Regions from separate parts of the Homo sapiens genome. Here region 1 is linked to region 2. Evidence: chromatin loops called from intact Hi-C (ENCODE). Cell type or tissue: GM12878. All regions are shown on one strand. Links, peaks and the distances in the headings refer to the core of each region. The heading gives the core; the rest is flanking DNA. Region 1 holds the start of LOC107984692 (a long non-coding RNA gene). Region 2 has its middle 69 kb from the start of DAAM1.

Evidence for each region. A loop is a pair of places that touch in the nucleus more often than their neighbours do. Peaks named below come from ENCODE experiments on the same cell type or tissue, not always from the same donor. Only the 100,000 strongest peaks of a DNase experiment are listed, where the experiment ranks them.
Region 1: it touches region 2 in a loop (2.0-fold over the local background); 4 of 110 quality-filtered maps call a loop at or near these places.

What each region holds. Positions count from the first base shown.
Region 1 is chr14:59,060,159-59,077,231 of GRCh38, forward strand. LOC107984692 (a long non-coding RNA gene) reads right to left here and starts at 11,417. Exons shown (of 3, transcript XR_001750786.2): 1 at 10,850-11,417; 2 at 5,032-5,148; 3 at 4,515-4,615. In GM12878, for the core only: no CTCF peak of the experiment used is centred there; no DNase peak of the experiment used is centred there.
Region 2 is chr14:59,110,707-59,127,779 of GRCh38, forward strand. No RefSeq gene overlaps it. Among named protein-coding and RNA genes, the nearest start is that of DAAM1, 69 kb to the right of the region's middle. In GM12878, for the core only: no CTCF peak of the experiment used is centred there; a DNase peak (open chromatin) is centred at 6,535.

The DNA.
Region 1 (17,073 bases), core at 3,250-11,249, 51 kb before region 2:
AATGAAAATATATCAGAATCACAATAGGAAATCACACATTCAAATGGGTAATTGAGGGTCATTTAATAAAGGGACTATTTACAAACTGGAAAGAGAGTAGTCATAAGAGATGGTGAAGTACCCCAATGTTGGAAAAATAAAAGTCATTACCACCTTAGGCCTAAAAAGGCAAAGAAGAGAATAGATAACTGAACCCAGAGAAAGTTTAAGTTGTAGTTGTAGGAGAGGACACTGACAAATGCTTCAACAGAAGAAAGCAACTGTCCTTTGATGACCCAGTAGAGGTCAGCTTTGATGACCTCAGCTTTAGCTGAGGGATTAAATGCTCTAAAATCCCTCTCTCCTCTTCATCTAATCTACTGCCAGTAATTCCCATTCATCAAATTAAAACAGAAGCAAAGGGCAAGGCTGCCTGTTGATGCAGCCACTAAGTTCGGTGTATGGGGCTCAGAGCAGAGTGCAGAATGGTGGAGAGTGGAACTGGAAGGCCGACAGCCACTCCCTAGAACACAGTGCATGTAAGGCACTTAATACTACTTCTTCAGGATGCAAAAATTCTTGGCTCTTGCACCAATAACACAGATAAAGGGGATAAAATAAAAACCCTAGTTGTCTGTAGAGCTATTGAGCAGTGGACACAAGGAAGCCATGATGGATGAATTCACAAGAAGAATGAGCCCTTCATAGGTCAGCAGAGCTCTGTGGCAACTCATTCCTGGGACAAACGCAGATGTGTCTGGCAGAGGACAGGGCCTGCCAGAGATGAAGAGGCTACAGGGATGAAGAGAAAACAACTGAGCCCTTAACTTCAGCTGAGCTGGTGGGACTAATCTTAGGAGTCTAGCTCCAGGCCAAAGTTCTGTGTGTGGTCATTCAAGCCTGACCACAGGCAATTACAAGGCTTTGCCTGGCAGGCCTCATAAGGGGAAGCTGGCCTTCCACACCAGTCTTGGTGCACAGCCAGTGCATTGCAGTCTCTGGAGGGGGTTGCAGGAAAGGACTCAGGCGCCCCTGGGCCAACCATGCTCATTGACCTCTCTGCATGTCTAGCCTAGGCGCCTCCATTTGAAGACATCTTTATGGGGGTCCTCAGCTGAGGCACATTTTGAGCAACTCTGCCAAGACCGCCTCACTGGGAGGCCTTGACTAAGACATGTTTCTCCACTCTGACTTAATACTTTTCCAGTCCTAGCCCTTACCCACTCTGTCTCCCCACAGCCTCCTGGATCCATAAAATGACAGGAACCTTTTGTTCACAGCTCCTTGGCAGTGAGACAATCCCCTTGCCTACACTGCTTTACCTCACCCAGTGCTGTTCTATGGGGGGAAATGAAACACTGAGGAGCCAGCACCTATACTGTCTCTTGCTTACTCTATCACAGAAAGTGAATAAAAAGTTTATCATTACTTTCAGTTTGTCTTTTTGTCCTGAGTAAACACCTCAACACATGGGAGCTCAACAAAATGAGAATTTGGAAGAGGTACGAACGCGAAAATGAAAGTGAGAAAATTACAACAGGTGCCTCAGAAATACAAAAGATTATAAGAAACCCTCATGAAAAATTTTATGCCAACAAACAAGATAACCTAAAGGAAACAGATAAATTCCTGGAAAAATACAAACCACCAAGATTGTAAATTTGGTAGATTGTAAATAATGACCACGATTCTGCCAGGAAGAAATAGAAATCCTGAACAGACATATAACAAGCAAAAGATTGAAGAGGTATTCAAAAACCTTTCAAGAAATAAAAGCCCAGGACCAGATAGCTTCACGGCTAAATTCTACCAAACATCCAAATAATTAATACCGGTACTCCTAAAACTCTTCCAAAAAATAGAACTAGAGATAATACTTCCAAACACATCTTATAAGACCAGTATCACCTTGATACAAAAACCAAAGACATTTCAAGAAAAGAAAACAGGCTAATTTCTGTAATGAATATTGATGCAAAAGTGCTCAATAAAATATTAGCAAACCTAATCCAGCAATACATCAAAAAGATTGTACATCATCATGAGCAAGTGGGATTTATCCCTGGCATGCAATCCTATTTTAACACATGCATATCAATCAGTGTAATACATCATTTTATCAGAATGTGAGATAAAAACCACGGGATCATCTTAATTGATGCAGAAAAAGCATTTGACAGAGTCCAACATCTTTTCTTGATAAAAACTCTCAACAGTTTAGGTATAGAAGGAAAGCTTCTCAACATAATAAAGGTCATCTATGAAAAACACACAGCTAACATTATAATCAATGGGGGAAAACTGAAAGCATTTCCAATAAGATCCAGTACAAAGCAAGGATGCTCACTCTTGCCACTTCTATTCAACATAGTTCTGGAAGTACTAGCAAGGGCAATCAGAAAAGAAAAAGAAATAAAGTGTATCTAAACGGAAAGAGAAGAAGTCAAATTATCTCTATTTGCAGATGAAGTATTTCTATATGTAAACAACCTTAATGATTCTTAAACAATCTTAAAGATTCCATAAAATACTGTTTAAACTAATAATTGAATTCAGTAAAGTTGCAGGATACAAAATCAATATAGAAAAATCAGTAGCATTTTAAAATATAATTACCTAACTGAAAAATAAATTTAAAAAAACAAATGCCATTTGCAACTGCATCAAGAAATACTTTAGGAGATGAAAAATCTGAAAACTATAAAACATTGATGAAAGAAATTGAAGATACAAATAAATGGAAAGATATCCTGCGTTCATAGAATAGAAAAATTAATACTGGGCCAGGCACTGTGGCTCATGCCTGTAATCCCAGCACTTTGGGAGGCCAAGGTGGGTGGATCACCAGGTCAGGATTTCAAGACCAGCCTGGCCAAGATGGTAAAAACCCGTCTCTACTAAAAATACAAAAGTCTAACATCTTTTCTGGGTGTGGCAGCAGGTGCCTGTAATCCCAGCTACTCGGGAGGCTGAGGCAGGAGAATCACTTGAACCTGGGTGCCAGAGGTTGCAGTGTGCTGAGATCACAGCCTGGGCAACAGAGTGAGACTCTTTCTCAAAAGAAAAAGAAAAATTAATACTGTTAAAATTTCCATACTATTCCAAGCAATATACAGATTAAACACAATTCCTATTAAAATCCTGATCACATTCTTCACAGGAATAGAAAAAACTAATCCTAAAATTAACGTGGAAACATAAAAGACTCCAAATAGCTAAAATAATTCTGAAAAGAAAAAATAAATTTCGAGGCATCACATTTCCTGATTTAAAACTATAGTACAAAGCTATAGTAGTCAGAACAGTATGGTACTGAGCTAAAAGCCATCACATAGACCAGTAGAACAGAATAGAGATCTCAGAAATAAATCCAACCATATATGGTAAACTAATTTTTGAAAAGGGCATCAAGAGGACACAACTGGGAAAGGATAGTCTCTTCAATAAATGGTACTGAGAAAATGGGATTTCCACATGCAGAAAAACAAAGAAACACTTCACCCACAAAAATCAACTTATAATGGATAAAAGACTTAACTGTAAGACCAGAAACTACAAAGCCTCCAGAATAAAACATAGGGGAAAATCTCCTGGATATTGGCAATTCAAGACCAGATATAAGACCAGAAACTATAAAACCTCCAGAATAAAACATAGGGGAAAATCTCCTGGACACTGGCAATTCAAGGAAGACCAAAGGTACACCAAAGTATTCGTATTATTGGGTAAATTCGTGAGTAATTCTTAGAAGGATTTATACCTAAAGGCAAAAATCCAATCACATTTAAGTCACCGAAAGTTGAATTTTGCCTCTCATCCCCTTTTCCCCTTTATAAGCTATAACACATTAGTATAAACCCACAAAAAGCCTACATGTGGAGTCTAATCACTGACTATTATAGATTATTTTACACTAACTGGAAATTAAGAAGTAGCACTTATAAAATGAATATTATATTCAATAAGAATACATAATTATAGTTCTAAATTTATAGTTATAATTCTCATTTTGAATTTTTTTAGTATCACATGATTGGAGTTTTAAAAATAGTTTTTGGCCTCCATCCTACTCTAATAGATAACTTCTAAATTTCTAGTTATACTTCTATCTAAAATTCTGTTGATTCTGGCTGGGCATGGTGGCTCACACCTGTAATCCCAGCACTTTGGGAGGTGGAGGTGGGTGGATTACTCGAGATCAGGAGTTTGAGACCAGGCTGGCCAAGATGGTGAAATCTGGTCTCTACTAAAAATGCAAAAATTAGCTGGGTGTGTTGGTGGACACCTGTAATTCTAGCTACTCGGGAGGCTGAGGCAGGAGAATCGCTTGAACCTGAGAGGCAGAGGTTGCGGTGGGTCGAGATGGCACCACTACACTCCAGTCTGGGCGACAGAGCAAGACTCCCTCTCAAAAAAAAAATCTGTTGATTCTGTAGCTAGTAATAATAAAATTCTATGATTAATATCAGTTGACCTACCTAATACATAGTCACCAAACCCAATGATGCTTAAGGTCAATGCAAAATATAATCCTTTCTTATAAGTCCAGCCCACTGTATGCACGAAAGTTAATAGTGGTAGCAGGATGAAAATGAGAAGTCCAGAAGAAGAAGAGTCTGTAAATTTTTACTTGTTTCTAGAAAAAAGGAAGGGAAGGGAAGGGGGAAAGGAAGGAAGAAGGGAAGGAGGAAAGCAAGGAGGAGGGGAAAGGAAGAAGGAAGGGAGGGGGAGGGAGGGAGGGAAGGAGGGAAGATAGATGTTAATATTAATCTAACTAAACCAACATTTCCCCTTTACAAATCTGTTTAAGAGCTTACTGGGTGTCTCCTACCACACTCTGACAGGCAGACTTCCCTTGAATGTGGGAGTATTTCCTTGCTCCACCTGCTGAATTAACTTCTTCCTTGTGAATATCTATTGCTGACCCTTTATTTCATTTCTCCCTCTTCATGCGTTTTGTTGCACTTTACATTTAAAACCTGCCCTTCCTTCCCATCCTCTGTGTGTCTCAGACTATAGTATTCTTTTGTTTTGTGACCTGCTCACTCTCACCTCAAGCTCTGGGTCCCACTGGCTGAGTCCAAAAAGGTAGGAGGAACAATCGTCATCTGGAAGTTCTGGACATCAATTTATAAACTAATTGTGTTTTGTTCAGAGACATTTCAAAATCTGAAATTTTGAGAGAAAATAAATGTATTTTCCAATCTAAAAATTGAATATTTCATTTACAATTCTATATCCTATTAACTGATTAAATGCTTTTCATGATGAAATTCAAATTCTTAACAATGCAATATACTACCTCTTCATTCATTCATTCATTTACTCAAAAAGCATTTATTGAGCTTTTCCTATTAGTTCCATGAGAGATACTCAAGATACAAAGAAAAAAACTAGTTTGTCTACAGAGAGATTACAGTTTTATTGGAGGAAAGGAGGAGAGACAGAGAGGGAAACCAATATTACAAATAACATGTCTTTTAAGCTTTTGTTTGTAGAATATCTCATATGGGACAGACACTATGCTAAGAGCATTATATAATTCTAAAATGTATTATGATAAAGGGACATCATGTAAATAGTTCCTTGAATTTTAGCGCTTATTGTAATTATTATATTGGATTGTGGAATTTGAACTACTTTCTAAATTTGGTAGGATATGGAGCTGATATTATGAAATTCTATGTGCTCTGTTGTTGGTCTAGAAGTTTGAAAATGGATACTCATGATCAACTTTAGAGACATTCCAATCAAGTACTGCTTGATGTACCTGTAGCAGAAGACAGCAGAATTAGAAGAAGGTGAAAGAAATAGAAAGCTGATTATTAGCATGTATTATGGACCTTTTAAGAAGCTTGGAAATAAGGGACAATTGATATTGATACTTTCATTTTCTGTGGGAGGGTCAGAAAACGTAGGATTTTCAGAATGGCAAATAAACATTGGCTTCAACTTAAAGTCACCAGCTTCATTAGCCTCTAATAAGAGAGTTAGTCTGTCTTTTGAAGCTTTGAAGCCAGGCATTGACTTCTCCTCTCTTGCTATGAAAGTCCTAGATAACATCTTTCAATGTAAGATTGTTTCACCTGCAATTAAAATCTATTGTGTCACCACCTTCATCAATGATCTTAGCTTGATCTTCTGGATAACTTGCTATGGCTTCTTGATCAGCACTTACTGCTTCACCATGCACTCACGTTATAGAGACAGCTTCTTTCCTTAAACCTCATGAAGCATCCTCTGCTAGCATCAAACTTTCTCTTGCAGCTTCCTTACCTTTCTCAGCCTTCACAGAATTGAAAAGAGTTAGAGCCTTGCTCAGGCTTAAGGGAATGATGTGGCTGGTTGGATCTTCTATCCAGACCACTAAAATTTTCTCCATATCAGCAATAAGTCTGTTTCATTTTCTCATCATTTGTGGATTCAGTGGAGTAGCACTTTTCATTTCCTTTAAGAACTTTTCCTTTGCATTCATGACTTGGCTGTTTGATGCAAGAGGTCTAGATTTCAGCCTATCTCAGCTTTCAACATGCCGTCCTCACTAAAATCCTTTCTAGCTTTTGACTTAAAGTGAGAGACGTGAAACTCTTCTTTCACTTGGATGCTTAGGGGTCTTTGTGAGGTTATTAATTGGCCTAATTTCAATACTGTTGTGTTTCAAGGAATAGAGAGGCCCGAGGAGAGGGTGAGAGATGGGAAAATGGGTGGTCAGTAGAACAGTTAGAACGCATACAACATTATCAATTAAGGTCATTGTCTTATTTGGTCATGGTTGGTGGCACCTCAAAACCATTACAACAGTAACATCAAAGATCACTGATCACACATCACCATAATAGATATAATGATAATGAAAAAGCTTGAAATATTGTGAGAATTAAAATATAACACAGAAACAGTAAGTGAGCACATGCTGTTGGAAAAATGAGGCCAACAGACTTGCTCCACGGGTTGCCACAAACCTTCAATGTGTAAAAAACACAATTATCTGTGAAGTGCAGCAACATGCAGTAAAGTGAGGTATGCCTGTACTCTCCCAAGAGTTTCTTTTTCTGGACTTTACTTCCTTAGATTGAGGAAGTAACACCAGCCAGAGTCTGCTTCGACTCAGCAATGCTCTTTCCTGAGAAGGCCTGGGGCAGCTTGCTTAGACCAGGCCTGTCTAGACATCAAGCTGGTCTTTTAATATCACTCTTAAGCCAGCGAGTATGAGCTCAGAGGGGAAGGGAAAGGAGTGTCCTGCCTCGGTTGGCCACTCACACTGGATTAATGTAAGCACAAGGGATTGTTGCCAAAGTGCAGCCTGGTTCACAGGAATACACAGACACAAAGCCTCATGGTAACAAGCACAAACATTTTGCCTGGCCTTGTCTCCTCTGTGTATCTCCTTGTGGGATACCTGGAATATCAGGAGTGGACTATCTGTCCAAGTCATTTCTCTTTATTTCACTTTGCCCCAAATAAACACGTATTTTCCTGTAAGACTTCCAAACAGCCTCTACTAATCATATACTACAGTATAAGAAATCATATGTTAAGAAAGTGAAACAGCCTACAATCTATCACCTTAAATAATTGCTTGCCCTTAGCAGTGTTGACAGAGCATTGTGAGATAACAGAGCTCAGAGCCTAGGAACAGAAGAAATGAATTCAAGTTGATAACTTTCTCCTAGAAGATCTAGATGTTAGATTTGCCCATACCTCATAGAATTGTTCAAATAATCAATAAAATGGTTTTGAAACTGCATTTATGCTATAATACTCTATAAGTATTCTTTGAAATAATATTCTTATTGTCTGAAGAAGAAAAATCACTACATATAATATTTTGGTCTGAATACCCTTTTGAGCTAGGAGTTCCAAAAATATAGGGCAAGCATTTTAACATAGTATTTTAACACATACCATTTTAATATAGAATTTCTATTTGTGTAATGAAGTTCCAATAAATCAGTTGTTATATATGTTTTACATATAGGCCCGTGTCCTGGATACCAGAGAGGTACACATATAGTGGAGTAACAAACAGCACATCAAATATATATTGAGGGGACCACATATATACCTACACATATATGTACATATATATATGTATTTAGCAAGAATTTATTAGGTGTTGTATGTATATTTTAAGTAAGGTTGTGAACTCAAGTATATATAAGAAAACAAAATTATTAGTAAACATTACCTCTTCCATTCCCATATTCTGAAGGTATTTCCAAAGTCCTGAAAATGGTGGTGACACTGCCTTGCTCACAAAATTCAGGAATATGATAATTTGAGGGATCCTCAACAAGGCACAGAAAATACAGAGTATCTGACCAGTAGGAATTCTGGGAGCAATTGACTTGTAACCTGATGGATGCTAGGAGACAAATGCTCAATATGACTACTCCTTGGAACATGTGCTTTTGGTGCATTGTTTTATTTGGTGCATAATATTTTGTTATGACAGCCCCGGCAGCACACACAGCATTTAAGATCTTATGATCTTAAATGTATGATCCAGCCACTTTACACCCAGGAATTTCTCCTAAGGAAATGACCAGAAAAGTGAGAAAGATGGAAGTATATCACTGAAGCATTATTTGTGAGTGAAAAATTGGAACTAACATAAGTGTCTAACATTACAAGGAATTTACTGAGTAAAATGAAATGATAAAATACTTTTCAATCTTTAAGAACTGCAGTGTGAAAGTATATTCAATGATATGGAAAATTAATAATCATACATTGCTGAATTTTAAAAAGGCTTATGTTGTGTGTTCAGCTATAACCATTCATAACACCTATTTATGGGAAAAAGAAAAATGAAAAAAATGCTATTTAGCACATAGTCAAGCTTGAATAATCCTTTCTGTTACTGTTGGATGAGCCAATCCCTATTACTGCATCTAATTTTAATTTACACATATTGGTATTTGCTGCCTTAGGCACAGCACAAAATTTAACAAAGTCTTGTTTCTCTAAATTGTGAATTTGGGGTTGCTTTTGTCTAAACATATTACACACACACATAATGATGACGTAAAGAAATCTGTCCCTTCGTGCTTATGGCCCTTAAGTTCAATTTTTATTTTCAATGATATAAAAAGGAAAAAAGAATGCAACATCACAAAACAGAAAAAGAAAAAAGAACGCTATGCCAGAGTCTCACAGTTGTTCATGAGATTTGCACAAAAGTTCCCTTGGCTGCCTGTGGTCATATTTTAGACAGCCTGGCAATGTCAAAGCCATTTCAACAAATGAGAAGCTCATGGCCATTTGAAGTCATTTCTAAACTCATCATATAAATTCACAGTTTGCCTTAACTCCCATTTGGTTAAGAGAAAACAATTTGTTTTAAGAATAAAAGAAAAATAGGCTTATTGACTGTTTTCGGGACTGCAAAATAAGGGCTATCTCCATTCCTCAGGATAGTTGGTATTTTAATTCTATTAGGAGATAAAAATCGCAGAACATCAAAGAGAGTGGTCAAACGGTTTCACCTCCCTTAATTCTCTATTAAACAAGACCTTTGACCGCTGCGTAACTGCCTAAAGCTAGGATCCTTCAACTGCCCTGGCTCACAGCTGGAGTGGCTCACTGGGACAGGGGAGGAGATGACAAAATGCAGGCCCACCATTCAGCCAGGCCTCTGTGAGCACCACCAGGCTCTGCACCGAGGGAGATAGGAGTCAGATCTCCATGTTCCTTTCTTCAAGGCAGAAACCACAGGTCATGGAGATATCCAGTCCCAAAACTCTTACCTTATGTGGGCCCCTGGATTCCAAGATTCTCCCGATTCTTTAACCAAAATATTACAAGCAAATGAGAATGATTTCTAAACAAATAGGATCATTTTGTTGGGAAGTTTGTAGGCATCACATTCACCTCCATAAGCGAGAACATGCAGGCTATTTTTAATAAGGGAAAATAGATCTGAGCATGCCATACTCAGAAACAGCAGTTATTACTTATTAAACTCCTATGTTGCCAGGAGAAGGAAAATTCCGTGGCAGTGCCGGAGGTCTCTGACAGTCTAAACTGGTGTTTTCCAGGAACCTCCTGAGTGTCTTCCACAGCCACTACCTTAAACTATGCTGACTGTTTTTGTAAACCCTAATGGTTCTCAGTTGATAACAAAATATGCTAGAATTGTCTGAAGTTTAGTAGAAACCTATAGTAACTTTTTGTTTTTGAATCACAAAATTCTCTAGGTAAGCTCTAGCTAAATTCCAGAGAAACTTGTGGACATTACAGTTCTATCAGGAGTCCTGGGGAGTCTGGCTAGTCTGGCTTTGCCACTTATCCCAGTACGTTGGGAAACTAGGTAGAAATACCACTGCTGAGTCTACCTACTAAAGGGAAAAGGTGCACAGAATTTGTTATGGAAGAGACAAATGATCAAAAATTCAAAATAAGAGAGAAGCTGCATATACTATTGAGATGCCATCTTAAAAATACAAGCAGGGTCTGGATTTCCAGGATGAAGGAGTTATGGCTCATGTAGATAAAGTTTCATGTTACTTTAAAAAATTTAAATGATTGGCATCATTTAAAACATTTTTTTAAAAAAGTAAACTAAAAATAAGACTTCTCTTTTGGCCCTCAAAAAATTAATTAGAGATATGCCCTGCTCTGTAATTTTCCCCTCACCTATAACTATCTTACTCCTTTGCATTCTCTTGCTGTTGTCTTTCTGTCTTCTGCCAGTATCGGGACTTATCTTTTATTTATTCTCATCAAATGAAGGAAAAACTGGTGCTATTATTTATATACATTTAGGAAAATACATAGGACACCAATCTATACAATCTTTTATCTACAGCACTCTTTCAACACAGACAGCAAATTTAAAACTCCAAAACAAAGCCCCTTCATCTCTTACCTGTAAAGATTTCAACTTCTGTAGTTGTGTCAGCATAAGCTGCTTTGGCCTCTCAAATGGAATTGTTCAGCACTTCATGAATGTCTGTCTCCAAAATTTGAAATATTTTTGCCCCCATCAAGTAATAGCTCACAAAAGCCATCATCAGTATGCATTTAGAGGTTTAAGAAACAAACAATTCTATTAGAAAATCAAATAGCAGTGGAATGAGAGGCATAGGAAGCTAAATTGCTTTAATTTAAAATGTCTCCACCCCTAAAACCAAACAGTAAACAACAAAAATAGTCTTCTGCCCATCAATAAAACAACAGTCTTGTGATTTACCAAATATATACAATATATCCCAAAATATTCATGACAAAATAAAATTTGAACTTCAATTGTGTTCTGACATGAAATAGCCTGGAATGTAAAAATGCAGGGGGGAAAATCTGTTTCTGGGGAATGTTATTAACAGTTAACTTATAAGTAAGAGGAGGAATGTGGTCAAGTACCACTGTTTATACTGGCCTTTTAGAAGCAGGTGAGTCCAAGACAGCTTATTCCTGGGGAAATGTTTACTGCAGATTTAAAATGTATATTATTAATTAGTTTGCCCAATCAAATGAATTTGGATGGATTATCTATCCTGAAGTCTCTTTTTCCAATCCTCACTTCCCATTACTCTCTGTGCTGCTCAGCATGAGCAAATAAAAACTTTTTACTTGTCAAAAGGTAACCATTATCTTGATGAGACCTGGCTGTAATATTAAGACAAAGAAGCCAAATAATTGTCTTGATTTTCAAGGCTACAGTAGCCAAAACAACATGGTACTGGTACAAAAACAGACACATAGACCAATGTAACAGAATAGAGAACTCAGAAATAAAACTGCACATCTCCAACCCTGTGATCTTTGACAAACCTGACAAAAACACGGGAAAGGATACCCTATAATAAATGGGTATCCATTTATTAAATAATGATAAACTGGCTAGCCATATGTGGAAAATTGAAACTGAGGGCTGGGAGAACTGGCTAGCCATATGTAGAAAATTGAAACTGAACCCCTTCCTTACACCTTATACAAAAATTTGCTTAAGATAGATTAAAGACTTAAATATAAAACCCAAAAATATAAAAACCCTAGAAGAAAATCTAGGTAATACCATTCAGGACATAGTCATGGGCAATGATTTTATTATGAAATCACCAAAAGCAATTGCAACAAAAGCAAAAATTGACAAATGGGATCTAATTAAACTAAAGAGCTTCTGCACAGCAAAAGAAACTATCCTCAGAGTGAACAATCTACGGGATGGAAAAAAATTTTTGCAATCTATCCATCTGACAATGGTCTAGTATCCAGAATCTGCAAGGAACTTAAGCAAATTTACAAGAAGTAACCCCATTAAAAAGTGGGCAAAGGACATGAACAGACACTTCTCAAAAAAAGACATTTATGTGGCCAAAAACATAAAAAAGTTCAACATCACTAATCTCCTGCCAGTCAGAATGGCAGATACCATCTCCTGCCAGTCAGAATGGTAATTATTAAAAAGTAAAGAAACAACAGATTTTGGTGAGGTGGTGGAGAAATAGGAACACTTTCACACTGTTGGTGTAGATGTAAATTAGTTCAACCACTGTAGAAGACACTGTGGAAATTCCTCAAAGATTTAGAACTGGGAATACCATTTGACCCAGCAATCCCATTACTGGGTATATACCCAAAGGAATAGAAATAATTCTATTATAAAGATACATGCACGCGTATGTTCATTGCAGCTCTATTCACAATAGCAAAGACATGGAATCAACTCAAATGCCCACCAATGATAGACTGGATAAAGAAAATGTGGTATATATACACCATGGAATACTATGCAGCCATAAAAAGGAATGAGAGCATGTCCTTTGCAAAGACATGGATGAAGCTGGAAGCCATTATTCTCAAACTAACGCAGGAACAGAAAACCAAACACCAAATGTTCTCACTTGTAAGTGGGAGCTGAACAATGAGAACACATGGACACAGGAGGGGAACAACACACACTGGGGCCTGTCAGGGGAGGGTGGGGTCAGGAGAGAGCATCAGGAAAAATAGCTAATGCATGCTGGGCTTACTTACCAAGGTGATGGGTTGATAGGTGCAGCAAACCACCATGGCACACATTTACCTATGTAACAAACCTGTACATCCTGCACCTATACCCTGGACCTTAAAATAAAATAAAATAAAAATTGTCTTTTTTTCCAAACAAATTCTTTGGAGATATCCTTGATTTTTATATAGCTGTCCCGTCAGATCAAATCTACCTGCCTACCAACCTCTTCCATCAGAAACTGAATTAGCTCTCAAGAGTACAAGCTGTCGGCACTATGGGAAAATTTTGTTATTGTGTGACTTATAACTAAAAATAATTCTTATACTTTGGAAATGCCAAAATAATCACAATTCAGAACTCTTCCTCAAATAGGTATATATATATAGGTCAATATTTGAATTAAAGCAAATACTTTAAAATACACCAATATATAGATGGATTACCTACATAAATTTCTATGTGTGTTTTCTTCAAAGAAAAAATTAATTTCCCTATGCATAGATAGTTCAACTTGTTAAAACAATAAAAGTGAGCATTTTAATTTCCTTCCAGATTTGTAGAACAATTATATTATTTACTAGCCTATGCTTAAAGAATAATATTAGTTTCCAAAAGCAAAGGGACCTAAGTTAAGTATTAATAGAACATATGAGATTCATTTTCATTTTTATTGTACTCTATGGCTAAGGAAAGTAATAAAAAAATTCTAAGATTCACCAAAAGCATATGAAAACATAAAATGTATTCAGTGATTTGTCAAGAAGCATTTCTTTATATTATTAGGAGTGAAAACAGCCCCAGAAAAGTCCTCACCCAAGAATAGACCAGAGCTTATTGAGGTAGGCTTTCACCCAGATAGAAGGACATCTTAAAGCAGTCCTACCTCTAACGAAATGTTCCTGTATCTTCCTTCCCCTCCATGGTACATTTAGGCAGTAGCCCATCAGCATCTGAGCGGTGTTGTAGAACCCTTTTAAATGATCTCATGTCAACCTCACTGTTCTTTCTGGAACCTTGAGAGCGGCTAATTCTACAGACAGACCTCTTTTAATAGTTTCAATATATTAGTTTCTTATTAGTGCTATAATAAATTCTCACAACCTTAGTGTCTTGAAACAACACAAATTTATAATTACATTTCTGGAAGTCATAAATTCAAAATGCTCTCAGTGATCCAAAGTCAAGGTGTCGGAAAGTATGTTCTTTCAGGAGCCTCTGGGGAAAAATGTTTCCTTGCCTTTTGTAGTTTATAGAAGCCATCTGTATTCCTTGGCCCATGCCTCTTCCTCTATCTACTGAGTTGGCAAAGTTGGTAGGGTATCATCTTCAAATCTTCAAAAAAGCTGACTCCTCTGCCTCTCCCTTTCACTTATAAGGAGCTTTGTGCATACACTGCATCCACCCTGCTAATACAGAGTAACCTCCCCATCTCAAGTCAGCTGATCTTACTTTGTCCCTTCCCAAGTGACACGACAAATCCACAGGTTCCTGGGATTAGACATAAACATATTTGGCGGGGCATGGTGGCTCACCCCTGTAATCCCAGCACTTTGGGAGGCCAAGGCAGGCAGATCACCTGAGGTCAGGAGTTCAAGACCAGCCTGGCCAAGATGGCAAATACTGTCTCTACTAAAAATAAAAAAATTAGCTGGGCATGGTGGCGCACACCTGTAATCCCAGCTACTCAGGAGGCTGAGGCAGGAGAATCGCTTGAACCCAGGAGGCGGAGGTTGCAGTGGGCCGAGATCACGCCATTGCACTCCAGCCTGGGTGCTAGAGCAAGACTCCATCTCAAAAAAGGAAAAAAAGAAAAGAAAAGGAAGGGAAGGGGAGAGGAGGGGTAAAGGGAGGGGAGGGAAGGGGTGAAGGGAGGGTTGTGTGATCTTAAGCAAACCACTTAATTTTTCCCTGCTTCAGTTGTCATCTGTAGTGGTGATGGTTTGAATCACAGCCCTGCCACTTGTGATCTTGCAAGTTTTTAACCTCTATAAGCTTTGGTTTCCTTTGCAGAGAGAACAAAAAGGATAATAATAACTAACTCATAGGTTGTGAAGATTAAACAAAACAATACAGTTAGAAATCTTGGCTCAAATTAGGGACTTAATAAATGTAACTGGTTTTTGGGACCATGTAAATTATTAGTATAGGGTCTGTTATATAGTAGGTGGCCACTAAATTCAAACAAGAACTATTAATAAGTAGTAACCAGTATTAATCATATTAATCATTATTTTTAACATAGGTCTTGCATCTTATTTATCTTGTTATTTCCCACAATAATTTTATAGTGATATATAGTGATCATATATCACTATTTATATTATATATAGGTAGGTAATATATGTCTGCTATATATGTTAGTCAGAATTTATTTGGTTAAAAGTGATATAAACCCATCTTAAATTTTCTTAAAAACAGACAATTTACCAGCCAACACATTTTTAAACTCTAGGCATGGATGACCATTGAAGCAGATGCTGTTGGTACTTGCCCAAAAAACTACCTCTCTGTCTGAGAGCTTTTATCTGGCTTTGGGGACAGGCCCAGGCACAAAGAAGGGCAGGGCAGAAGTGTCAGAGAGTTAATGCCCCTGAAAGCAGCCATAAATCGATACGGGGAGTTGATGAATAACTTCTCTAGGCTCCTCACCTCTCAGAGGGAATGACTCTGAAACCTGTCCTACACTGTCCCACCAAGTTTCTTCTGTGGGATTGAGCCCCAGTTGCCCACCATATCAACATGCTTGAAATTACATTTTTATTGTCTTCCTTTACTTCTCAGTCTCCTTTCCCCACTCTCTTACCAGTATTTCCTGGGTTCACCTCCAAAATACATTGCTGGCACTCAAATTTATAACACTGCCCCAATACTTAGGCAGCACCCACCTCCCAGATACTGCTCTTAAATGATGTCAAAACCAGGTCTTAATAAGGCATTCTACCTTAGTCTTAGGGGAGGCAAATAATCGATTTAATTGTGGTGTCCTTCTTGGACATTAGGAATCTATTAGGAATCTTGAAAGAGTCAAGTGAAGAATGCTGGAGAGGTGGGAGTGGAGATTTTTCCCTGGAGCTGGGGCAGGGGTAATCTTCCAAGGAACATGTGGAATTCTGCAGCAAGAGCCATCACATACAGCCTGGGGAGGTTGTCCATAACCTAACTCCAGAGCCTACCATTTACAGAGACCCTGGGATGAAGGGTAACCCCTGGAGTTGTGCTGTGCCCCATCTGCATCTATATATGGAGGCCCTCTCTGTAGCTAGCCCTCAGATCCTGATATAAAAATGAGCATTTGAGAAGGGAGCTCACCAGGAGCATTGTTAATAATAACAAGAAATTAGAACGACTTACATGTTCATCAATAAGGTGTTGGTTAGTAAATGGAATCTCTAGCAAACTTTTTTAAAAATTTATTTTTTACTTTTGTGGGTACATAGTAGGTATATATATTTATGGGGTACATGAAATGTTTTGATACAAGCATGCAATGAGAAATAATCACATCACAGAGAATGGGGTATCCATCACCTCAAGCATTTATCTTTTGTGTTACAAATAATCCAATTACACTCTTTGTTATTTTAAAATGTATAATTAATTTATTGTTGACTATAGTCACTGTGTTGTGCTATCAAATAGTAGATCTTATTCATTCTATTTTATTTTTGTACCCATTAGTCATCTCCAGCCTCCCACTACCCTTCCCAGCCTCTGGAAACCATCCTTCTACTCTCTGTGTCAATGAGTTCAATTGTTTTGATTTTTAGATCTCACAAATATCTAGCTAACTTTGTAAAAGGTGATAAATCTATATATGACTTAGAAAGAGATATGGCTATGTAAAACAGAAAAGGAAGGGTATAAAAATGTGCTGATTTTATGTTTACATTTGTGTTTAAATGGATCAGCAAGTATGTTTTCTTATTGACTCAAAGTGATTGCATCTAAAATATGATAACAAGACAGGATTCTCACTGCCGTATCTCCCGATGCCAATCTCCAAGGTAAGAGGCCCTTTAAAACCTTAATGTAGGCTTCCAGTAGGCTACCTGTCATTTGTCTAACTCAGGTCTGGAATCATGCCACCCTGTTTTTGCAACCAGATATGATAGACACAGTTTTTGATAAGCAAAGAT
Region 2 (17,073 bases), core at 3,439-11,438:
AAGTTCATAGCCTCAAATGCTTACATCAAAAAGTCTGAAAGAGCTCAAACAGACAATCTAAGATCATACCTCAAGGAACTAGAGAAACAAGAACAAACCAAACCCAAACCCAGCAGAAGAAAGGAAATAACCAAGATCAGAGCAGAACTAAATGAAATTGAAACAAACAAACAAAAAAGTACGAAAGATAAAACAAAAAGCTGGTTCTTTGAAAAGATAAATAAAATTGATAGACCATTAGCAAGATTAACCAAGAAAAGAAGAGAGAATATCCAAATAAGCTCAGTAAGCAATGAAATGGGAGATATTGCAACTGACATCACAGAAATACAAAAGATCATTCAAGGCTACTATGAACACTGTTTTGTATGTAAACTAGAAAACATAGAGGAGAGAGATAAATTCTTGGAAAGATACAACCCTCCTAGCTTAAATCAGGAGGAATTAGATACCCTGAACAGATCAATAACAAGCGCAAGATTGAAATGGTAATTTAAAAATTACCAACAAAAAAAGTCCAGGACCAGAAGGATTCAGAGTAGAACTCTACAAGACGTTCAAAGAAGAATTGGTACCAATGCTATTGACACTATTCTCAAGATAGAGAAAGAGAGAACCCTCCCTAAACTATTCTATGAAGCCAGTATCACCCTAATACCAAAACCAGGAAAGGACATAACCAAAAAAGAAAACTACAAACCAATATCCCTGATGAACATAGATGTTCCTTAACAAATACTAGCTAATGGAATCCAACAACATATCAAAAAGATAATTCACCATGATGAAGTGGGTTTCATACCAGGGATGCAGGGATGATTTAACATATGCAAGCCAATAAATGTGATACACCACATAAACAGAATTCAAAACAAAAATCACATGGTCCTCTCAATAGATGCAGAAAAAGCATTAGAAAAAATCCAGCATCCCTTTATGATTAAAACTCTCAGCAAAATTGGCATACAAGGGACCTACCTCAATATAATAAAAGCCATCTATGACAAACCCGCTGCCAACATAATACTCATGGGGAAAAGATGAAAGCATTCCCTCTGAGAACTGGAACAAAACAAGGAGGCCCACTCTCACCATTCCTCTTCAACATGGTATTGGAAGTCCTAGCCAGAACAGTCAGACAAGTGAAAGAAATAAAGGGCATCCAAATCAGTAAAGAGGAAGTCAAACTGTCACTGTTTGCTGATGGTATGATTGTTTACCTAGAAAACCCTAAACACTCCAGTTTCCAGATACAAAATTAATATACACAAATCAGTGGCTCTTCTATACATCAACAGCGACCACACTGAGAATCAAGTCAAGAACTCAACCCCTTGTAAAATAGCTGCAAAAATAAATAAATAAATAAATGAAAACCAAAAAAAAAAAAAAAAAAAAACACCTTAGGAATACACTTAACCAAGGAGGTGAAAGACCTCTACAAAGAAAACTACAAAACACTGCTGAAAGAAATCATAGACAACACAAACAAATGGAAACACATCCCATGCTCATGGATGGATAGAATCAATATTGTAAAAATGACCATACTGCCAAAAGCCATCTACAAATTCAATGCAATTCTCATCAAAATATCACCATCATTCTTCACGGAATTAGAAAAAAACTATTCTAAAATTAATATGGAACTGAAAAAGAGCCTGCACAGCCAAAGCAAGACACGTAAAAAGAACACATCTGGAGGCATCATATTACCTAATTTCAAACTATAGTATAAGGCCATAGTCACCAAAACAACATGGTACTGGTATAAAAACAGGTACATAGACCAATGGAACAGAACAGAGCACCCAGAAATAAACCCAAATACTTACAGCCAACTGATCTTTGGCAAAGCAATCAAAAACATAAAGTGGGGAAAGGACACCGTTTTCAACAAATGGTGCTGGGATAATTGGCTAGCCACGTAGGAGAATGAAACTGGATCCTTATCTCTCACCTTACACAAAAATCTACTCAAGATGGATTAAGAACTTAAATCTAAGACTTGAAACTATGAAAATTCTAGAAGATAACATTGGAAAAACCCTTCTAGACATTGGCTTAGGCAAGGATTTCATGACCAAGAACCCAAAAGCAAATGCAATAAATACAAAGATAAATTGCTGGGACTTAATTGAACTAAAGAGCTTTTTCACAGCAAAAAAGAACAGTCAGCAGAGTAAACAGACAACGCACATCATCAAAATCTTTAGCACTCATCCCGTAATCTTCATTAACTCCCCAAAGCCACCCAACTAATAGTAGTAGTGATAAAATTATTGATATGGGCAAGAGATCAGTTGCTGTGTGAAGGCATCTTTTTTTTTTTTTTTTTTTTTTTTTTTTTTTTTTTTTTTTTGAGACGGAGTCTCGCTCTGTCGCCCAGGCCGGACTGCGGACTGCAGTGGCGCAATCTCGGCTCACTGCAAGCTCCGCTTCCCGGGTTCACGGCATTCTCCTGCCTCAGCCTCCCGAGTAGCTGGGACTACAGGCGCCCGGCTAATTTTTTGTATTTTTAGTAGAGACGGGGCTTCACCTTCTTAGCCAGGATGGTCTCGATCTCCTGACCTCATGATCCACCCGCCTCGGCCTCCCAAAGTGCTGGGATTACAGGCGTGAGCCACCGCGCCCGGCCGTGAAGGCATCTTAATTACTAGCTCAGGTTGATTCCTGGGCTAGGCACTCAACCCTTTTGATAGGACTCTTCTCCATCTCAGGTTCTCCCTCTCTATTGGATTCTTCCAGATTCCAGCTAAGTTCAAGTATTCCTCATTGTAATATTCTCCCTTAACCTTGTATCCACTCTGGCAACTGCTGACTCTTCACAGCTAAAGTTAGTGAAAAGCTGATGGCAGTGGAAGAATGGTTCAGAGTTGTCTCTGGGGTCAAGAGAAGGACTTTCGCTACAGAGTCCTGTTGAAGATCCCTGTGAACCACCTACCTGAGGTCATCCCTAACACCCTGTCAACTCCCACTCCCACAGCAGGTTTTGGGAGTCTACTGAAATTATACATTTTTTCTCTTTAAGTCTGGCTTATAAAGAGAGACAAAAAGCTGGGAAAAACAAAGAGAAACTTCTATTCATTAAAAAGGTCGAGGAGAAACTTCCTGAAGGCATGAAGTTGGTCAGCTTTATCTGTCTAGTTACAAAGAGGTAGCCACAGAAGACTGCCATTTATCCAAGTGAGATGAAATAGAAAAATATAGCAAAAAAAAAAAAAAAAACAAACCCAAGCAGAACATAAATAAGGCTAGAGCCACCTGATAGCAGATTTGAACCTTCTGCAAATGACATTAATGGCTGAGGGCTGTTTCACTCACAGCACAACCTTGAATGGAGAAAATCACCTGCCAGAAATTCAGGTGCCATTGAAAGAAACCCAAGTGCATGAATATTTTTATATTAGAAAAAGACAAATTCAGGAGAGCCATGTGTTGGATGCAGAGCCCCAGAAGATTGCAAAGCAATAAAATAGAAAAACAGGCAACCAAAATTGCAGGTCTAAAAGGATGTAGCATTCCTTGTCATAGTGAAGGAGGAAAGAAAGCAAGCAAACAACTAAAAGCTAAAAAGTTCAAAGTCAAATAATATCTGAAAGAAAAGAGGCTGATTATAGATGGTGACTCTATAGCAAGACCAGAGTCATAGGACCCCTCCTGCATTCAGACACAGGCACAACCTCCTTCATTAGATGTAAGTCTGCAGGAAAAACACAAAAAACAAAGACTGTCAAAGGTTAATCTTCCTACCACATATATTCAATTTCCAGAACTTTATCTCCCAGAACTTTCTGATAACATTCAGCAGAAAATTATAAAAATTTTAAAAGAGGCCAGGTGCAGTGGCTCACACCTGTAATCCCAGCACTTTGGGAGGTCGAGGTGGGAAGATCACTTGAGGTCAGGAGTTCGAGACCAGCCTGGCCAACATGGCGAAACCCCATCTCTACCAAAAATACAAAAATTAGTTGGATGTGGTGGCACAAGCCTGTGATCCCAGCTACTCGGGAGGCTGAGGCATGAGAATTGCTTGAACTGCGGAAACAAAGTTTGCAGTAAGCCGAGATCACACCACTGCACTTCAGCTTGGGTGACAGAGTAAGACTCTGTCTCAAAAACAAACAAATTTAAAAAGAGAGCCAAAGGAGGAGTGAGGATTCAGATAGCACAGCAAAAAATGAAGAGAAGTTGGAGGACTAACACTACCCAACTTCAAGTATTTCTCTAAAGCTATGGTAATCAAGAAAGTGTGGTATTGGTGAATTAATAGACAAATAGATTAATGGAACAGAATAAAGAGCCCAGAAATAGACCAACATAAACATTGTCCACTGATCCTTGACAAAGAAGCAAAAGCAATACAATGAAGCAAAGAGTATTCTCAACAAATGGTGCTGGAACAACTGGACATCGATATGCAAAAAAGAATCTAGACACAAACCTTACATCCTTCACAAAAATTAACTCAAAATAGATTATAGACCTAAATGTAAAATGCAAAACTATAAAACTACTAGAAGATAACGTAGGAGAAAACCTAGACAACTTTGGGAATGGCAATGACTTTGAGTATGGCAGTGACATTTTAGATACAACACAAATGGCATGATCTGTGAAAGAAATTATTGATAGGCTGGACTTCATTAAAATAAATTTTTGCTCTGCAAAAGCAATGTTAAGAGAATGCGAAGAAGAGCCACAGACTGGGAGAAAATGTGTGCAAAAGACGCATCTGACAAAGAACTGTTATCAAAAATATGCAAAGAACTCTTCAATTAAAAATGAGTCAGTGACTTCAACAGATAGATACCTTACCAAAGAAGATATACAGATGGCAAATAATCACATGAAAAGCTGTTCCACATCATGTGTCATCAGGAAAATGCAAATTAAAACAATGAGATACCACTGCATACCTAGTGGAATGATCAAGTCCAGAACACTGAAAGCATCAAATGATTAGGGGGATGAGGATCAATAGGAGCTCTCACTAATACGCAAAATGGCACAGCCTCTTTAGAAGACAATTTTGAGGTATCTCACAAAACTAAACATACTCTAACCATATGATCCTGCCATCGTGCTCCTTGGTATTTACTCAAAGGAATTGAAAATGTCCACACAAAAACCTGCACATATATGTTTATAGTAACTTTATTCATAATTGCCAAAACTTGGAAGCAACCAAGATGTTCTTCTGTAAGTGAATGGATAAATATGCTGTGGAACATTAGACAATGGAATATTATTCAACACTAAAAATAAATGAGCTATCAAGCCTTGAAAAGACATAGAGGAAACATAAATGCATGTTACTAAGCGAAAGAAGCCAATCTGAAAGGCTGCATACTGTATGATTTCAACTATATGATATCCTGTAAAAGATAAAACTATGGAGGCAGTAAAAAGACCAATGGTTGCCAGAGGCTAGTGGGGAGGGACAGATGAATAGGAGAAGCACACAGAGTATGTTTAGGGCAGTTAATCTACACCATGATAGTGTAACAGTGGATACATGTCATTACTTAACTGTCCAAACCTGTATATACAACACCAAAATTGAGCCCTAATATAAACTGTGGACTTTGAGTGACTATGACATGTCAGTATAGGTTCATCAATTGTAATAAATGTACCACTCTGGAAGGGGATGTTGATAGTGAGGAAAGTTATGCATGTGTGAGGCAGGGGGTATTAGGAAATCTCTCTACCTTCCTCTTCATTTTGCTTTGAATGTTAAACTGTTCTAAAAAATAAAACCTAAAAAATTGATGAGCGTGTATATTAACCTAAGCATATTGAATCTTTAATGTTTATTTCATTTGTTTATTTATAGAAAATATTATGCATCTCCTTTCAATGACCAAAGCTTTATCCTTTGTTTTGCAGTTATATATAAATGGAAGTCTGTAATTCGATTTTGGGGAAATCAATAAGATCAGCATATGCTGTGATAAATTATTAAATATCATCCACCCCTGCTGACTATACTTTTTCAGTAGATGGCAATATGACCTTTCCTTCTATCTCTGTGATAAAACCATTGGTAAATCCAATAGGCATTTTTAGTCCTTGCTATTTTAAGTTCTCTACAGCATTTGGTCCTTTTGACCACTCCTTCTTATGATATTCTCTCACATCCTTGTCTTTCCAGATGCCACTCCATTTTGGTTCCCCGTGTACCGCTACTGTAATTCCTTCTTCTAAAACTGCTCTTTGTACTTATTTTCCCTCCTTAGTTCAACCTTCAAAATATTTTAGGGTTCCATGCTTAATTCAACTCAATAAGCATTTTTGAGTGTCAAATAATGTGCAAGGCATGAAGGTCAGTACTGTAGATACCAAAATGAATAAGTCATGCAAATCATGGGAGAAGCATACAAAGAAACAAGTATAATCTAACCTCTAAGTGCTACAATAAAAATATGACTCATCCACGGGGTCACAGAGGGTAAAGCAGTAAATTCTGTCCCCTTCTCTCTTTACCCACTCTTCCTAGGTGTTTTAATTGAGTCTTTTCAGTTATAAGAGAGGTTCACAGAGATGATTCAAATAAGGAAGAGTTTGTTTTAATGACACACATGGGCAATAAAGAACAAAGGTGTCTCATAGGAATGAAAGAACAGGGGCGTGCTCTGTCTTCCTGTGCCACATCACTTGTGCTGCATGATGCTTTCTGCTTTCTCACAACTTTAGTTTGCACACAGTCCATAATGGTTCTTTCTCTATCTTGCAGCATCTTGTCAGTTTCAGCAACCTCTACTAATTGCCACATTTACTCAATGTTTATCAGTGTAAACTCCTGATGGGAAAAAAAAAGTCTTGATTGGTCCAGATAATCTTTTTGCACTAGGCTTTGTCAGAAATCACCAGCTAGCCTAAGGATTGAGAACTAAAAATAAAATCCTAAGCCCCCCAACCCACTGAATGGACCCCCTGTTGTCCAAGGGAACCCCAGAGAAACCTTAAAAACTGAGTTCCTGGCCATGATGGGTCAGGAGGTCAGATAAGCCTCATCATACCCTCTCCCTTTTGCAGTTTAGACCCAACAACTTGCCAGCATTAATGTTAAAATAAGGCTGACAGAATGGACTCTTTATGGCAATAAGATACCAAATTCTAAATAGGACCTAAGGCCACACCAGGCAAGGGTTAAGTCATGCACTCCTACACTTAAAGAGTAAACTAGGTTCTAACTGCCACAAGGTTTTTCCTTACTCTGAAGCTAAACAAGCACTGACCTCAAGATAAGCAATATTGAAATAACTGCAGCTCACCCACCATCAGATGCTGACTGACTCCCTGTTTCACAAGCCACAACTACAGCTTCGATTGAACAAGAGACTGATTTCTGTAACTTTCTCCTGATTAGAGACCACCAGCCATGGACTGGCTCTGGCAGGTTTTACAGGCTGTGTACTTGAGTGCCTCCCTGTCTCTGCTTCACATTTGGACATATCTGGCCTAATTGTAATGCATTTAAATGTTAAGTCTCCACCTCAGGGTGAACATGGGTTGTATGTAAAATACATGTTTACTCAACCTGAATATGTATGATGACCCTCATCATGAATATTCATAGCTCCTCTATAACCCATTGAATATGTATACTTGGCCAACCTGTTCGGTATAAATTCCTGTCTCATCTTTCCCTCCCTTGAAGTGCCTGTTTCTGGCCTTTGGCCAGAGGCTATGCTTCCCAGCCTTTCAGAATGGCCACCTTGCAGGCTGTAGCCCTTTATAAGATAGCCTCCTTTCTAAATTTGTAAATTCAGTAATTGCTTTTCTGTTAACAGAATGGAATCCACTTCCAATCCAACCCTCTGTGGTTAGAAGTGGAGATGAACATGTGATAAAGCCCATTTCAATACTGTCCTGCTTGCAAATCCTCAGAGACTTAGAAAAACTCTATTCTCATTAGCATGACCTACAAGGCCCCAAATGATCTGGCCCTGGCCCACCTCTCAAGCTTCATTTCATGATGAAGCTCCTAGACCATGTCAGGTTCTTTCTGCTTAAGGCCCACTGCATATGTTGTTCCTGCCACCTGTATCATGAACTAGAATGTGAGCTCCAGGAGGCAGGGACCTTGTCCATCTTGGTCACCATATAATCACTTATGCCTGGCACAATAAGGACTCAAAAAGTACTTGTCAAGTGAATGTTGAAATAATGGTAGAACAACATTGTCTAAGGCTCACCTCTACAGCGGAGGCTGTGGTTAGGAAGACATAATTCCTGAAGCCTAGGTCATTGGCTGAGCAGACGTCCTCCTGTTTTCCACTGCTAATGTTTTCCACACCTATATATTGTCAGCCGAAGTTCTAGTCTCAATTTCAGACCTGCATTTCCATCTTCCTCTGATCTTCAACTAGACACTCCATGGTGATGTCAGGCCTATTTGTCCCTCAAGCCTGTACCTCTTTCCATATTTCTTCTTTTTTATGGTTTCCCCATTTGGCCACTCACCAAAATCAGAAACCTCATGATCTTTCCTACCTGACCTCACTCACCACTTAAACCAATTCTCTTATAAAACTCTTCTTATTTTCCCTCCTGAAGTAGCTTTCAAACCTGTCCTTCCCTCCCTGATCTCATTTCCATTGCCCTAGTTAAGGCTTCACTGTCTCTCAACTAAAGGACTGGAAGTCTCTTCCTGCTGTTTCCCAGACAATTCCCCCTTTTTGCCTAATCTTAGTCACAACATTGCCATCACAGCAATCTTTTAAAAACATAAATCTGATCCTGATTCTCCCCACCTTAGAAACCTATGTTGATGTCATGGTCAAAATAGTTTACACGGTTTTTCATAACTGGTCCCTGCCTCCCTTTCTGGCCCTATTTCCCCCCTTTTGCTCAGCCCCTTGCATACTGTTCCCCAGTATTATTGAATGCCTTGCTTTTTAAAAAATTCCTTATGTGTATGTGCATCCTGTTTCTTCTACTTGGAATGCCTTTCCCACCCATCTCCCCTTAACCTAAACTCCCAGGAGAGCAAGTCAATCTTCAAACACTTACATGGACAAACTGTGGAAAAAAATGATGAAGGAAGTTGAAGAGAAATAACAAATAAATAAGGTTGTTGCTATGCTTAAAGTCCCTAGGAAAAAGTAAAAGAATTTTGAAGAAGTGAATTCCAAGTGTCTGGGCATTTCACCCAGAGCATGCTCCCAAAAGCAAAGGGGAAGATTATCTATGAAAATACTAAGCACTATCACAAATAATTGAAATCAGCACAAATTCCTGTCTCCTCTTTCCCTCCCTTGCAGTACCTGTGTCTGGGCTTTGGCCAGAGGCTATGCTTCCCAGCCTTTCAGAATGGCCACCTTGCAGACTGTAACCCTTTATAAGAAATAAGGTCTTCTTTCTAAATTTATAAGTTAAGTAATTGCTTTTCTGTTAACAGAATGGAATCCACTTCCAATTCGACCCTCTGTGGTTAGAAGTGGAGAGTGTACATGAGATTACACTGACTAAAATGGGAAAAAAAAAAAGAGCTAGCAACTTCTGTGTTTCTGTGGAACCCAAATGAACATTCATCATCAAGATCAGAGGTACCCGTGGTGTGAGACTTTAGTTCCAAAAGATATTGTAGGATCTCCACAGTCCCTAAGTTTCAGTGGCTCACCTGTTAAGCTCAATTCGAACCTGCACTCAGTAAATAAATTGGTCTGCAGCATAGTTATGCCAAAGAAGCAAATTGTCTTGATAAATAACTCATATTGTACAATCATTCAGAAATTGTGTAATCATATGCACAAAGTATCAATTTATTAAATCTGTACAGTTGAAAAACATTTCAAATAGGCAAAAAAACTTACTGTACACTTTAAATTATTTCCTCCATGAAGCGAAACGAAGAAAGAGACCATGCACTTTTTTAAGAGGGTTATGCTATTAACAGGGAAGACTAGATCATTTTAGGTCATATTAAAAGAAGGAAACAAAGGGTCTACTAGTGGCTCATATTAAATAGGGAAAGCAAGAAAACCAACATAGATGTCCCCTGTTTTGTGAAGCTTTTCTTTACTCTTTACTACAAGGTAGAATTAATGCTCCTTATTATCTACTTCTGCATCTTATAAATATATTTATTATTGCACATATCTCACTCTACTGTGATTATGTACTTACATATCTGTTCCCTTTACTGAACTGTAAGCTATTCAAGGACAGAGACACTTTGCACCGTTTGTACTCTCCATGTCTGTTCAGTCTGGAGCCTCTAGCTGCCTGATGAACTAACTATACTAAACTAAAGAAGGACTCTTCTTGTCCTTCCAGAGAATGTTACTGGCACAGGAATATTCTCAGCTTAAGTAAAGCATATGCATTTATTTTATTGACTGGAACTCTAAGACCTATGTAGAGGCAATGTCCAAAACACAGCCAAGTTCCCTGACAGTCTTTAAATCAAGAGTTCTCTGTTTTCAAAAATCTGTCCCAAACTCTTGCTGCCGTGCTCTGCAAACTCTTGGTGATTGCTTGATGATCTCCAGCTGTTTTCACTTCCAAGATTTTAACTTTTTCTTTTGTGGACCAAAATGCACTGAACAGCTTATAAGGAAATGGTATTTTGAGTGAAATTATTTCTTGTATTTACCTCCTAATTTTAGGTGGCCTTCAGCACCATCCACCCCAAACATAACCTGTCCTCTCTCCCACCATCCATGCACTAAGTACCTGTGAATTCCATCACTGCTGATTCCAATGGGACCCAGAATTCCTTCCTTATGTACTAGCTCAGCACATCCATTCATCGCAAGGCTTGTTGGCAATGTTGGTAACTCTGCTTTTCATCATATAACTTTGGTGCTGTATATCATTGGGCAGTTCATGAACTTGAATTTTCTATGAAAATACCACCGAAGAAGCACAGTCCATCAATTGTTTCATGGAAAAGCTAGCAAAAGAATTAGCCAAGGATGGCTTTGCCCAAGTCCCAATAACTCAATAGAAAACATTCTTTTTCCATGATAGAATGTCTACCTATCTTGATAAACTCATATTCTCTCTGCATATTCTTTGCCTTGGATGTTTAACAAAGTATCAACGCCTGGAGAAAAGAGCAGAAAGCTGGAAGCATGAGTCCAGGAGTTAGACTCAGCTTGGAACTTGCTCTGTAATCCGAGTCAAGTCACCTCCTTCTTCAGGTGTCATTGTGGATTTCACCACACAAGTACTGAGGCTAGGAAAACAAAAAGTATTAAACCTGTGCTAAAGGTACTTTTACATAGTGTCAAGGACGATGAATGGGTCTGAGAATTTTCCCAACTTGAAATCTAATAAGCTGGTCAGCCACAATGTCATGGATGCTGACAAAAAACATGAGATTCCTGGGTCAGAGGCAAACAGAGCAAGCAGCATGAGAGTCAGCATATTTGAATCAGCACCTCTTGCTCCTGAGCTGTACAGGAGTGACACACATGTACCCAGAAGGAAGCCTGAACACGGTTGCATTTTAGGATAGGAATTCTTGAGTTTAGGGAATCTGAATCTTTTCCAATGGGCAATAAGCATGCCTGCTCTAGGGGAAGACATTCTATGTGCCAAGGCTGTTTGCTATACAAACATCCTTGAAGAGACAGTCCAGAACAAATGGCAACCAATACTTTGCTCACAAAACATGCCGCAATGTGAGAGATCCTTTAAGAATTATCTCCCAAAATCTGGCAACCTGTATATATACAAAAGAGGCAAATTATACTTATATATCACTTTACTGGGAAAACTGTTTCCAGAAGATATACTTAATTATGGTCTTTCTTTAGAATTTAAATTTAATGCAAATAATAACAAGCTTTCCCAGTAAACATCTCACTTTATAAATGGAGGCTTATTCTCTCAAATGCCAAGCAATAATATTGTATTTAATTAATGGGGTATCATGCTTATTAGAACCTATCATTATTTGAGACTCCAATATGGACCAGATACTGTGCTAGTTTTGTGATTGATCTGTATTATTACATTTTATGTTAAAAAATTACTGCAAATTAGACATTATTTTACAAGTGTTGGAAACTGAAGCTAAATGATCAACATCTAGGTACATTTGCTTCCTAAAGCCATGCTTTTTCTACTAACCTGTGTGGTTGGCATGGTAGCCAACAAATAACACATGGAAATTGAAGTGGCCTGAAACCTAAGTCGTAGTCATTGACAACTAAGGTTTACTGAGTGCTGCCTGAACTCAGTCATTCTCATTTTCTAAGCCAGCGCATCAATCTCATGTGTATGGGAGATACCTGAGGAGTAGGTGAAGACGCAGATTCTTAAGCTTCAGCCCAGAAGATTCTAGTTCAAATGATCTTTGTTGAGGCCCAATAATTTCTATTTTAAACAAACTCTTGAAAATATTTTAAATGCTGGTGGTCCTTAAAACTCATCTGAAGAACACTAGGAAAGAATAAAATCTATAAAAAGAACGATATAAGAGCAGTGACAAGGTGGCCACTCTAGAGCAGATTTATAGTTTTACAAAATGTAGGGGTGCCAGTTAATTTGAAGAGCTACTATAGAAGCTAATCAGAAAGAGAAATTTAAACAACAACAAAAATAGAAACACACATTATTATCAACCAAATGTGGGACTGGATTATGAAAAATACAGGGGAAGATAATATCCAAAATATATAGATATAGAAGTGACCTGGTTTGTTATTTTATTATTTAAATTAAGAATTCTAGATCCCAATCTTTTCATAAAGATTTATTTCTTACTTCCCAAAGATTTTATGAGAAATAGAGCAGACCAGCATGCAGGGAAATGCCATGAAATTTGCAACCTCTGTGAGCCTCAGAAAAATGGGAATAATAAATTTGGCTTTGTAGGGGTCTTATAAAGATTAAAATTATTTTTCAAGTATCTAATATAGTATCTAGCACACTGTAGGCACTCATTAAATGTAGTGGAGGTATGCGCTTTTCTTCTGTTTTTCCACCAAAGTCACAAATGAGTGAGAAAGCAACAATTGCTAAGTCAATCCTGAGTCAAGCTTGGCACCAAGGCTGATTGTGAAAGGTTCTTGTCCTGCTTCCAGCGCCTGATTTGAGATCTGAAGCAGGAAGGGGATGCTGAGAGCAGTCTTGCATTCTAAAGGTGAAGGGTTTCCGCCAGAGGGTAGAACTTTGCTTTTCATGGATACTATGTCATCATGTACTAAAGTTTGGTATATTCTTCAGGTTTGTCTCTAATAGATGTGAATACAAATCAGTGATATTTAATGATTTCATATGTATTTTGTTCAATAGCTAAATCTAATTCTCAAGGATTAAGTAATTTTAAATGAAGGATATAAGATACGATATAAGAAAAAAGAAAGGTTGCAGTATATATTGGGTTGATATCTAAAGCTTGTCATTCCCTGTCTGAAAGCTGCAATATATAATCCATTTGCTTTTTCATTTCCAGTGTTCAAATTCTATCTTCAGCATAGTGAGCCCAAACAAAACCAATTCCTTTCATGCCCTCTACTGGATATTTGAAGTTAAACGTCAATAACACTGCAAAGTAACCAAAATAATGATACACATAATATCCAGAATGTTCTTTTATAGCCTCTTTAAATAAAAATTCGTTTACATTGGTTCACTGGTATCAGATTTCCTTTTTCTGCCTAAAATGCAAATTTCAGAGTCACTTCTTCGTATTATATGGAAATTATTTGTTGAGGGAAAAGGAGTGAATAAACGTAGTTTGTATAACTGACACCTTTGAGGTGTCTCAAAGGAACAGCGGTGTCATTGGCTGCTGTGATATTTAAGCTTCCTTTTTGTTTCTGTCCTGGTTCAATAGTAAAATCTACCAGCAGTTGAAATCTGTATTAGAAGGGTGGGATGGTAGAGCCCACAACTGAAAAAATTCTCCATATTAGCTGTTTCCATCAGACAAAACCCATCAGAAGGAGGGCAAAGAAGTTCTTTGCTTGGTGACCTGGCTGTCTATAGCCATCTTTGCATCCACTTTAAGGGTGTCTGGAAAGATGTCCCCTTGCTCCCAATTCAGCTCACCTACCCTCTCCCAGGGCTTTGTTTTACTCAGCAGTGCCATACCAATTATTAAATTTGTAAAATTTCCATAGCAGTTGTTACGTGGCCACTGCCCTTAGCTACCGTCTGCCACTCACCATGCCTTGACTTTCCCACAATCAAGAAATTGAAAGGTCAAATCCGGGTCTACTCACTCCAGGAAATTTCCTGATCCAATCCACCCAGACACCTAGATCCTTCAGGCCCTACACAGGCCTAAATGGGTGTAGTCCTGTCTATGTCAATCTGGCCTGAAACATCAGCACCAGAGATGTTACTGCAGAGCTACACGTCAGCAGGACCAAGGAAGAAAGGAGGTCCCATGTTTTTCTCTCTACGTAGCAATAATAGGTAAGATTTATGGAGAACATATTACATGCCAGCTATAATACGCATTGTTTCATTCACTCTATAACGGCTCTATTTTACAGATGAGTAAACAGAAACATCTGATAACTTCCACCTAGTGCATGGAGAGCTAGAATTTGAAGTAGGGCTGACCAATACCAAAGCCTGATGTCTAGTGAAATTCACACAATGCTGCAAATCTGAAGACTCTGCAGCAGATTTTGTAGGTACTTTCAGCAGAGGAGTTTCAGAAATGCTTTGCACAAACACAGGTTCACCAAGTGAGTGATCACACGGGAAGACCACGTGGGAAGGTGGGTAGTCTCAGTCACTCTCAGTTGCACCCTTTACTTCAGGGAGGGCAAGGGAACAAAACTTCGGATTACCAATGATGTAACTCCCATAAAAACCAAGTAAGAAAAGTCCCCCAGACTTCTCCTTCAGCTTGTTACTTAATATTGGGTGTTGAAGGATCTTTGGGGATGGGAGGAGGAACAATCATGATTCTCATGCAAATATAAAACATGCTTATGTCAAACTTTCATTTAACTCATTAATTAAATGAGGTAACAGGTAAAATAATAGTAGAAGCTAATAACTCAACATGAAATCCCATAGCTCAATTGCATGGTGATTGAGAGAATAAGACTTCATTAACAACAGGTTCAGAGAAAGCCAAAAAGCAGAGACATTTATAGATCAGGAAGAGTGAAATGGATTTGCAAATGGAAACAAAATTGGTGCTTTTGTGTGTGTGGACAGGGAGGAGTCAATTAACTTTCCACTGGACAGAATTTATTTATATGCCTATGGGCATATTTGCATTGCTATCAGTTTTGTACAAGTTAACTTTGATCCCTACAAAATTATAAAATAGCCTAGTCAAAGACAAAGGTGCATATTTGGATAGGAACATAATCCCCAGTGGTTATAGCATTACCTGGAACATTACCTTGAAAAAACATTAATCCTGATCAATCTTGTTTTGTTTATTCCAATGTCTTTTTTTTTTTTTTTTTTTTTTTTTTTTTGGAGACGGAGTCTCCCTTTGTCACCCAAGCAATTGTTCGTGCAGTGGCAAGATCTCAGCTCACTGCAACCTCCATCTCCCGAGTTCTAAATGATTCTCCTGTCTCAGCCTCCAAGTAGCTGGGATTACAAGCGTGTGCCACCACACCCAGCTAATTTTGTTTCCTAACATGGATCAAGTGGTGAAAAAAATCAATAGAACTAATTCTTTAGCACTGACCTACGTTTATGAGCAGTTGCCGTAGGGTTTGGATTGGGGAATGAGCAAGAAAGATTAGGAAAATTAAAATTTACTCTCTCCAGCCTCATTCTCAGGAGAGTATTTCAGAGATGAAATATAAAAGCAAAGATCTGTAATCCCAGCACTTTGGGAGGCTGAGGTGGGCAGATCACCTGAGGTCAGGAGTTGACCAGCCTGGCCAACATGGTGAGACCCTGTCTCTACTAAAAATACAAAAAATTAGCCAGGCGTGGTGGCATGGACCTGTAATCCCAGCTACTCTGGAGGCTGAGGCAGGCAAATTGCTTGATCCCAGTAGGTGGTTACAGTGAGCCGAGATTGCGCCACTGCACTCCAGCCTGGGTGACACAGTGAGACTACGTCCCAAAAAAAAAAAAAGCAAAGATATGTTCTCATTTATTAATTAATGTAACTAGTTCTTATTGACACCTACTATATGCCCCACTCTAGAAAACTGTGGGTCTACATGGGTTTCCAGTGAACTAGTCACGTAACCATGACTACAAACATTTAACACCAAACAAGATAAACTACCAATCCAAAAATGCAGGGTGGAAAATTCTGTTCACCTGTTCATCACTTAGGCAGTTTACTCACCCATTTGTTTTTTCATGGCTGACACAACATGTCTGTGAATTTTTCCCCACACTCTTGCTCCAACTACTCCCATCATCCCCAGCTCTAAGGCTGGAGCATTCCTGGTCATTTGAAGGTCTATTAGAATAACCCAGTAAAGTAGTTAAGTCTTAAAGATAATATCACATCACAGTAGGCCTGGGATAAGATTTTCTCTGATAGCAAAATCATAACCCTTTCCAAAAAAAAGTACAAGCTGGAGGCCTTCTTTCCAGACCTTTGATCTTCAGCCTTATTATCGAAGATTTTATTTAGACTTGGTTTTATTAATGTAAACGTGGGTGAGCCAGGGTGCCAATGGTGGGCAGAGAGAAAGATGACATGTATCTACCAGAAGGTGGCAGTGTTGTTTCTCCAAACATCTCACAGGTCAGACAGGCTCTAGAATGTCAGGATTAAAAACTAGGTGAGGTTATTTCTTGACCCATTCTATAATTAATTCACACATACCATTTACAATTAACAATATGGTCTCAATCTACTGCAAGATTCATATCAAATAATTCCCAAAATATACACAGAGGTAAAACGTCATCAAAATAATTTTCTTTTAAAGTATAATATGAGTTGACAGAAATGTATTGATCATCACTTTGTGCAAGTTTTCCTGCTGAAGTTCTATGTAGAAGACAAATGGAAATAAAGGACCTAAGCCTTTAAGGAATTTGGGATATACCTGGGAAGAAAAACTATATTCATAAAATCATCAGAATGTCTCTCATTTGAAATTCCTGGCCCCAATCTAATTAGGTGCTTCTAGATCTTTCCTCCTCTTAGACACTAAA